2 separate regions of the Homo sapiens genome follow, and region 2 is linked to region 1. A link is a contact called in ENCODE Hi-C or POLR2A ChIA-PET data. All regions are on one chromosome and are shown on one strand. Each heading gives the region's core, a stretch centred on a gene start or an enhancer-like site at or near the end of the contact. The rest is flanking DNA. Distances are from core to core; before and after follow the strand shown.

Evidence for each region. Hi-C counts contacts between places; a loop is a spot of excess contacts on that map. ChIA-PET counts read pairs that join two places held with the same protein, here RNA polymerase II (POLR2A). Pooled maps may share reads with other maps.
Region 2: a pooled map shows a loop between it and region 1 (2.1-fold over the local background). The contact joins two enhancer-like sites. A Hi-C loop is called at or near these places in 3 of 168 maps with a recorded cell type or tissue (ascending aorta, endothelial cell of hepatic sinusoid and heart left ventricle) and 3 of 50 pooled maps. POLR2A ChIA-PET finds 5 or more read pairs at or near these places in 6 of 52 experiments (GM12878, HepG2, Panc1 and 3 more).

The regions. Positions count from the first base shown.
Region 1 is chr2:8,173,055-8,176,789 of GRCh38, reverse strand. All of the region lies in intron 7 of LINC00299 (long intergenic non-protein coding RNA 299), which reads left to right. Among named protein-coding and RNA genes, the nearest start is that of LINC00299, 150 kb to the left of the region's middle. Within about 2 kb of position 1,966, at least 5 of the 41 ENCODE cell types and tissues checked have a DNase peak (open chromatin) inside an H3K27ac peak, as active enhancers do; they include ascending aorta, where a contact is called at or near this core.
Region 2 is chr2:8,137,821-8,141,555 of GRCh38, reverse strand. All of the region lies in intron 7 of LINC00299 (long intergenic non-protein coding RNA 299), which reads left to right. Among named protein-coding and RNA genes, the nearest start is that of LINC00298, 160 kb to the right of the region's middle. Within about 2 kb of position 1,929, at least 11 of the 41 ENCODE cell types and tissues checked have a DNase peak (open chromatin) inside an H3K27ac peak, as active enhancers do; they include ascending aorta, where a contact is called at or near this core.

The DNA.
Region 1 (3,735 bases), core at 717-3,216:
AATATGTGTGCTGTTAGAAAGAACGTATATGGGCTGGGCGTGGTGGCTCATGCCTGTAATCCCAGCACTTTGAGAGGCCGAGGCGGGAAGATCACCTGAGGTCAGGAGTTCCAGACCAGCCTGGCCAACATGGTGAAACCCTGTCTCTACTAAAAATACAAAAATTAGCTGGGCATGGTGGCAGGCGCTTGTAATCCCAGCTACTCGGGAGGCTGAGGCAGGAGAATTGATTGAGCTCGGGAGGCGGAAGTTGTAGTGAGCCGAGATTGCGCCATTGCACTCCAGCCTGGGTGATAACAGGGAAACTCCGTCTGAAAAAAAAAAAAAAAAAAAAAAAAAAAAAAGTGTATGCTTTTTTTTTTTTGTCGGGGGGCAGGAAAGAGTGTTTTTGAAGTGTCAACTAGATTCTGTTAGTTGGTGACTTTGTTGAGTTCATCTACATCCTTGCTGATATTCTATCTGCTTGTTCTAACAATCATTTATATTTGTTTACATATGTCTATATCAAGTGCCAGGATTTTACCAGTTTGAGTGAAGTGAAGAAATCTTATCTTCCTTTACATCTCTTTACTATTCCCTATAATAATATAATTGCCTTAAATATTTCTTCCACATAAATTTAGAACGGCATCAAACATTTTTTATACGTATATATTTTGTTTCAATTATCAAACATGATTGAAGAAACTCAAGAGGAGAAGACAAATGTATTTACCCATATTTCTACTCTTCCTGCATTCTTCCTGATGATACAAGATTCATTCTTCTATCATTTCCTTTCCATTTGAGAACTTCCTTTGGCCATTCTTTTATGATAGTTTTCCTGACAAGTTCTCTTCTTCGTCGTCTTTTTTTTTTTAAATTTAAATCTACAATGTTCTAACGTCCCACTCCTTTCTTAGGAATGTTTTTGCTGTATATAGAATTCTGTGTTTACATTTTTTTCCCAGAACTTAAAAATGTTGTATCACCTCTCTTAGCTGTCCTTTTCTTTAAAAAAAAAAAAAAAAGGAGAGACAGATAGAAATTGCTGTCATTCATATTGTTTTTCTCCTGTAGGTGAGGTGTACTTTGTATCTTGTTGTTTTTAAGATCTTTCTTCGACTGTGGTTTTCAGAAGTTAGATTGTGATGTGTCTTTGGATTTTTGTTTGCATTTATTCCATTTGGGGTTTGCTCAGCTAACTTGATATACAGGTTTGTCTCTTTTGCCAAATTTGAGTGTTTTTGCCTTTATTTCTTCAAGTACTTTTTCAGCTCCACACTGCTGCTTCACCCTGGGATGTTGATATTGGGAGTGCTAGATCTTATGTTATAGTCACTTAGGTCCCAGAAGGTATGTTCATTTTTCAATTTTCGGTCTATTTGCTCTCTTGTTCAGATTGTGTAGTTTCTATTTTTCTACCTTCAAGTTCACTGATTTTTTTTTTCTATTTTCCCTCTATTCTGCAGTTGAGAAAATCCACTGACTTTTATTTGGTTGTTATTGTATTTTTTAGTTCAAGCATTTTCATTAGGTTCCTTTTTATGTCTTCTGTGTGTTTGCTGAGGCTTTCTATTTTTAATTTGTTCCAAGCATGCTCATAACTGCTTTTTAAGTTGTTTTTATAACGGCTGCTATAAAATCTTTGTCAGATAATTCTAATTTTTCTGTTGGAGTCTATTGACTTTTTTTCTCACTCAGTTTGAAATCTTCCTGCTTCTTAGTATGATGAGTCATTTCTGATGAAAACCTGGACATTTGGAATATTATGGCATGAGGTTCTGGATCTTCTCTAAATCTTCTATTTTATCTGGCTTCCTCTAACATACTCCTCCAGGAAAAGAGGTGGAGGGTGGCACCATCTCATTCCTGGCAAGGGAGGAATAGAAGTCAAGGATCCCCACTCAGCCTCCAGTGACACATGCATGAGGGAGGGGCTTTCCCCTCCCGAGAGTGTGGGTGGACTTTCTGGCTGTCCAGCAAGCCGCCCTGATGCCACCTGGGATGGGAGTGCTTCATGACTGCTCCTCATGTGGCCTCCACTGATGTCAAGCATGGATGGCTTTTTAACCACTGGGCATTGCTAAGATTTCTGATTCATCTCTAGGCCAACGTTGATCCAACCCCCGGTGGGAAAGGGGAGACGCACCCAGTTATGGTGGGGTGGGGGTGGAAGTCCTGGCTCCCCATGTGGTCTCCACTGATGCTGAGGGAGTTGAGGTAGGGTGCACAGAGCTCATTACCACCTGGCAGGATGAAAGTCCCTACTCTCCTCCTCAAGACAACCCCAGTCAGGGTTTGTAGGTGCTTGGTCACAGCCTGGAAAGGGTGCCAGTCTAGAGCCTACTCTTGGCCTTTGCTGTTGTGAGTAGGGGTGGGACCCCATTTTTTCTGTGGTGTTTGGCTAGAATAGAGCAGACAGTGTCTAAAAGTTTCTGTCTTTCTAGGCTTCCTCTTTCTCGAACCTCTGGAACTGTCTGATGTGAAAGCCTTGGTCTTTGTATAGCGCAGACATCAATTCTTTGTTAGCATATGCCTTGAAAACACTTTTTCTACTTTGCCATTTGTCTTAAAATGTTTGTTGTTTTACTGTTGTGTAAACATATTTATATACATAAAACCTGTATTTGAAGCTAAATATGTCATTCTTCCTTTATGTGTGCATCTTATTATTCAGGCATTTTTAGAAAGTCTTTCTGTGCCTAAAGGTTATAAAATATCACTCACATTTTCTTCTAGTGTGTTTCTTTTGTTTTATGATTTTTATGTTTTAATCTGTGATCCTGCTAGAAAAATGCTGGCATAAGAAAGGGGCTAAAGATCTTGACTTCCTCTCCCATTTCCCAAATACTTGTCTGACATCATTTACTGAAGAATTATTTTCCGTTGATTTGGAAAGCCACATTTTTCACTATTAAATTTCTATTTATGCTTGAGACTATGTCTGGGTTCAAGTTTCATATTAAATTCCTCCCTGAACCCTGCCCCTCCTGGTTCTGTGTCTTTACACAATGCCAGTGGCATCCTTCATTAACACCACAATGTCAGCATCCTTCAAAACATCTCTTTGCCATGAAATGAGACTATCCCACCCCATCCACCCCACATGTGATTCACGTTATCTTACTTGAGGCCTCAAGGTCCTGCACTGCCAGAGCTATATTGGATCTGAGAGTCGTCCCTGTCATGCCACTGATGGGGAAACTGAGGATATAAAATTAAACAACTTGCCTGGCAGCACACAACACATCAACAGCAGAACACAGGCTAGGTAGTTTATGCTTCCCCACAATACGCTTGGCCTCTGCTCCGTCTCCGTTTCTGCAGCGTCACCCATATCCGGGTCCTTGTCCTTCCCTTTGCTGTTTGTGCTGGTCTCCTGTCCTCATCCCACTGCCTTCTAGGATGGTCTTGGTAAAGCAGGAACTGTGCAAGAGAGAAGAGGGGACGGCGTGTTGCCTGTGTGGGAAGTTCTCCCATGCTGCAGCCTCTAGGCCTTTCCTGCACCACGTGGTGGGTAGTCAGGGCCTCCCCAGCCCCAGCAGCCAGGCTCCGGAGGCTCTGCTGAAGAGCAACTTCAGGTGGGCCAGGGGCATTCTCCCACTCACGGTGTGGGTCCCCAGGGATGCCAACTGCCTCAGAACCCCTTGTGAGAATGCATGGAGCAATGCTGGCCTCAAGAAGCAGTGTCCAGTACTAAGGGCGGTGGGAATGCTGGAGCGGAAGTGAACTGACCCGCATGGTGGCATGGAA
Region 2 (3,735 bases), core at 680-3,179, 35 kb after region 1:
GTGGCCCTGTCATCTGAAAGCAGGGTTTGGCTCTAGACTTTTATTTCTGGTGAACTTTGAGTCTGTACAATTTCCTGTTAAAATGACTATCATAGATTTATAGAGTTTAGAGTTAAAAACAACTGCAAGAACTGGAGTTCAACTTTTCACAGCCTACAGCTCACTTCTAAGGTTAATGGTCTCCTGACCTCTTTTTGATCCCTCTTGGGTGAACATAAAGCTTAGCTCTTCAAGAGGCAGATGATGCTATTATCTGTTCTCACTGTTGAAGAGAAGCATGGATCAGGTATTTCTGGTTGACATTAGTTGACAGCCACGATGCCTTTCCCGGGGAATTCTCTTCTTCATCCTTAGCACACTGAGCCCCTAATTATCTTGTTGTGGCTTCATTTCTAGACTCTCTGTTACCCTGCTGGCTTTGTTGCTTTGGGAAAAATACTTTCTAGAACTTACACAGTTGTAAAATGGAAGGAGAAGAAAACACATTTTGGAGGGACATCATTATGTGAGTCAAAGTCAAATTCATTGACACACACATGAAATCTTAATGTCTTTGCCATTAACTAACTTGGAGATACTACTTGGTTAAATTCTTAAAGTTGAGTTTTCTATCACTGTTTATCTCATTTATGTTTATAACAGAGTCATTCCCGTATTTCTTTGCTTGGTGACCCTTCCGTGCATGGTATTAGAGCAAAGTCATTAAATTATTCTTTTTCCTTCTCTTCTTTCCCCTTCCTCCCTCTTTCTGATCTTTTTCATGCTCTAGTTTTCTTTTTCCATGAATGGCTTAAGCCCATTTAAAAGTGGAATATAATTCAGCAATGATAAAATAATTTAAATATTCTAAAAGGCATCTTTTTCAATTTACATAATTTTGGTGATCATGTCTATTGGAAATCCCTTTAGGAAATACCTTTTCAGTCTCATGTCTTTCTACCAAATCTCAAGACTTATTAGGACCTGTCTTTCCTGATTCCTTGTCTTAGAGTTGGGTGTAACCTCCATTGTAGCCTGTGGCAGCTCAATCATGACCTTCCCTACACTGTATGATAGATATCTTTTGATAGATATGATACTTTTCTACATAGCTCCTCCTCACTCCCAAACTGGCTAATAATCACTTTAATTTATTTTCACATTCTAAGTCCTTGTAGGCTAGGAATGGATGCATAGAGAGTCCTCAATATATACCTATAGGCTCAATTAGAATCAATGAATGTGATAAGAACAAAAAAGATGGCCATGGCCTTGACCCGAGAGCCAGTTGAGGTCAACCTTGAGGGTTGGGATTCCTCTCAAAAGCCGTGATTTTCTAGGGCCATTTAAGCCCACCACTAGTGATAGCTTTCTTCCCTCTCTCCCTCCCTCCATCTCTTTCTCTTTCTTCTTTCTCTGTCTTTCAAAAAATTAAGGCAAAATTCACATAACTTAAAATTAGTCATTAACCATTTTAAAATGTGCATTAACCATTTTAAAACATATAATTCAGTGGCATCTAATGCATTCACAATGTTATGCAACCACCAGCTGTCTCTAGTTCCAAGAGATTTTCATCACCCCAAAAGGAAACCGTGTACCCACTAAGTAGCCACTCTCCATTTCCTCCTCTCCCCAGACCCTAGCAACCACCATTATACTATATTAGCTTTTGCATCTTAACATCAAAAGTGTTGGAAACAATTCCTTTGAGCCCTTTTATTTTATTTTATTTGCAAAATGTATGAAACACATTTTGTGCCAGGCACTGTTCTAAGCTCTTGATATAGATGAAGTATTTAACAGCAACACTATACGAGTGTTACTATTTTTATTCCTACTTTACAGATGAAGGGACTGAGGCAGAAAGGAGTGAAGAAATTTTCTCCCAGCCCACAGCTAGTCAATGGCTGAGCCAGCTCGCACACTCACTGCAGCCTGGCTGGAATCTGCTTGTACACACTTGGCTACATTCTCCTCTGCTGTGCTCTGGCCAGGCCTGTGGGCTTCAGGCCCCTGCTCACTGCTCTCCTCCCCTCTCTGCCCTCAGCCTAGCGACACTACCACAAAGTTACCTTATTTTTTCATTTACCGTATAAGGCTGTTTATTTTTCACTTTCTTCTGGTTTTGTTCAAGGGCTTCACGGGGCACTGGGCAATAGAAGGAAGATCCCGTATGAACATCTGTGTTGTAATTTTCCATGACTATCTCAGAATGACCAAAACATGACTACTATTTTCTGGATCAAAAAGTCATGTAGGCTTGATACTGACCTCTTTGGACAAACATGGCTTAGGTAAGAGTCCAAACTCTTTTTTTTGGAAATTGAGCAAGACTGGAAATTTTTTCAGGGAGAAACAACCAAAGTTCATAACCAAATAGCAATGTGTTTGCCTAACCTTGGAGAAACTTTTTTATTTTAAGTTATAAAATTTGACGTTATTGAAAACCTTCCCCCAATGCAAAAGACAATAGAAAGCACGAGAGGACCCAAGGTTGAGAATGTGAAGACTTTGTGTGTGTGCGTGTGTGTGTGTGTGAATGTGAAGACATTGTGTGTGTGCGTGTATGTGTGTGTGAATGTGAAGATATTGTGTGTGTGTGTGTGTGTGTGTGTGTTGCTGTCAAAAGACAAAATCGTGACAGATTTAGTTTAAAGATCTGGATTGGCTCTTATTTGTGATTCTAGAATTGGATACCATCTCATTCTATAAAGTAGAGTGAGTGTTCTGATGAGCTGAGCTGGGGAGGTTGGTTTTATAGACAGGAAAGGGCTGAAGAAGTCAGGCATAGCCAATCAAAAGCAGAGATGTTCTTTGCAGGGTTGAAACAGGGGGACTTCCTCACCCCGCCAGCTGAAACTGGCCTGTTTGCGGATTTGGCTATTATCTTTCTCTCTCTCCTGATTTCTCAGGAGGTCAGATCAACTGCTTAGTTTCAGCTTGGTGGCATGGAACTTGACTAGCAGTATCTCCATTTTGGTTTATTCTGTTGGGCCTAGTGCAGGATCTTAGTCCAAACCAATGGCTTCTTATAAATTCTATTTAACGATATATACAAATACATATATTGAATATATTTTAATTGTACTATAAATGCTTTTCTTAAGTACATAGACATAGGTGTTTTCAAATTTCACCATCATAGGAGTTATTATTTTTATCCATTCTCCAACATTAATCATTTTTATTCTCATAAAACAATATTAGCTTTTCAAACAAGGTATGGAACCTTTAAAAATCACCACGGTTGTGGGTGGGGTTTGGATTTCTTCCTGAGTTTGCTTCTGAAGTGAGTGGTGAGCATTTGGGCGGAGTCCCCTCACCTGTGGGGGTGGGTGCTGGAGTGTGGCTCCTGATGCAGGCCCCTGGAATGGCGAAGGCCATAGTTGTAAGGTGCGCCCATATTACTGGAGTAAACCTAAGTGTCAGGTGCTGTCCTAGGTGCCTCGCAGGTTTCATCTCCTTAAATTCTCCCAACAAATCCATGAAGTCAGTACTATCATCATCCCTTCTTATGCAGCAGGAAACAGAGGCACATTGCACACTCAGCGGTTTCTGCGTGGGGTCTGGATTCATCACCAGCACTAGGAGCTTCGGTGTGTGCTCTTCCTCTTTACTGATCAGCTTCCTTCTCTTTAGATAAACAAAGCCCAAGGAGCTGACTGTGCAATGTGGTCTCCTGCTGGAGTGGTCTGCTGGCTTCTCTGTTTAGTCTCTGTGGAGAGACAGAGAGGGGTCTCATGAACGCTGGTC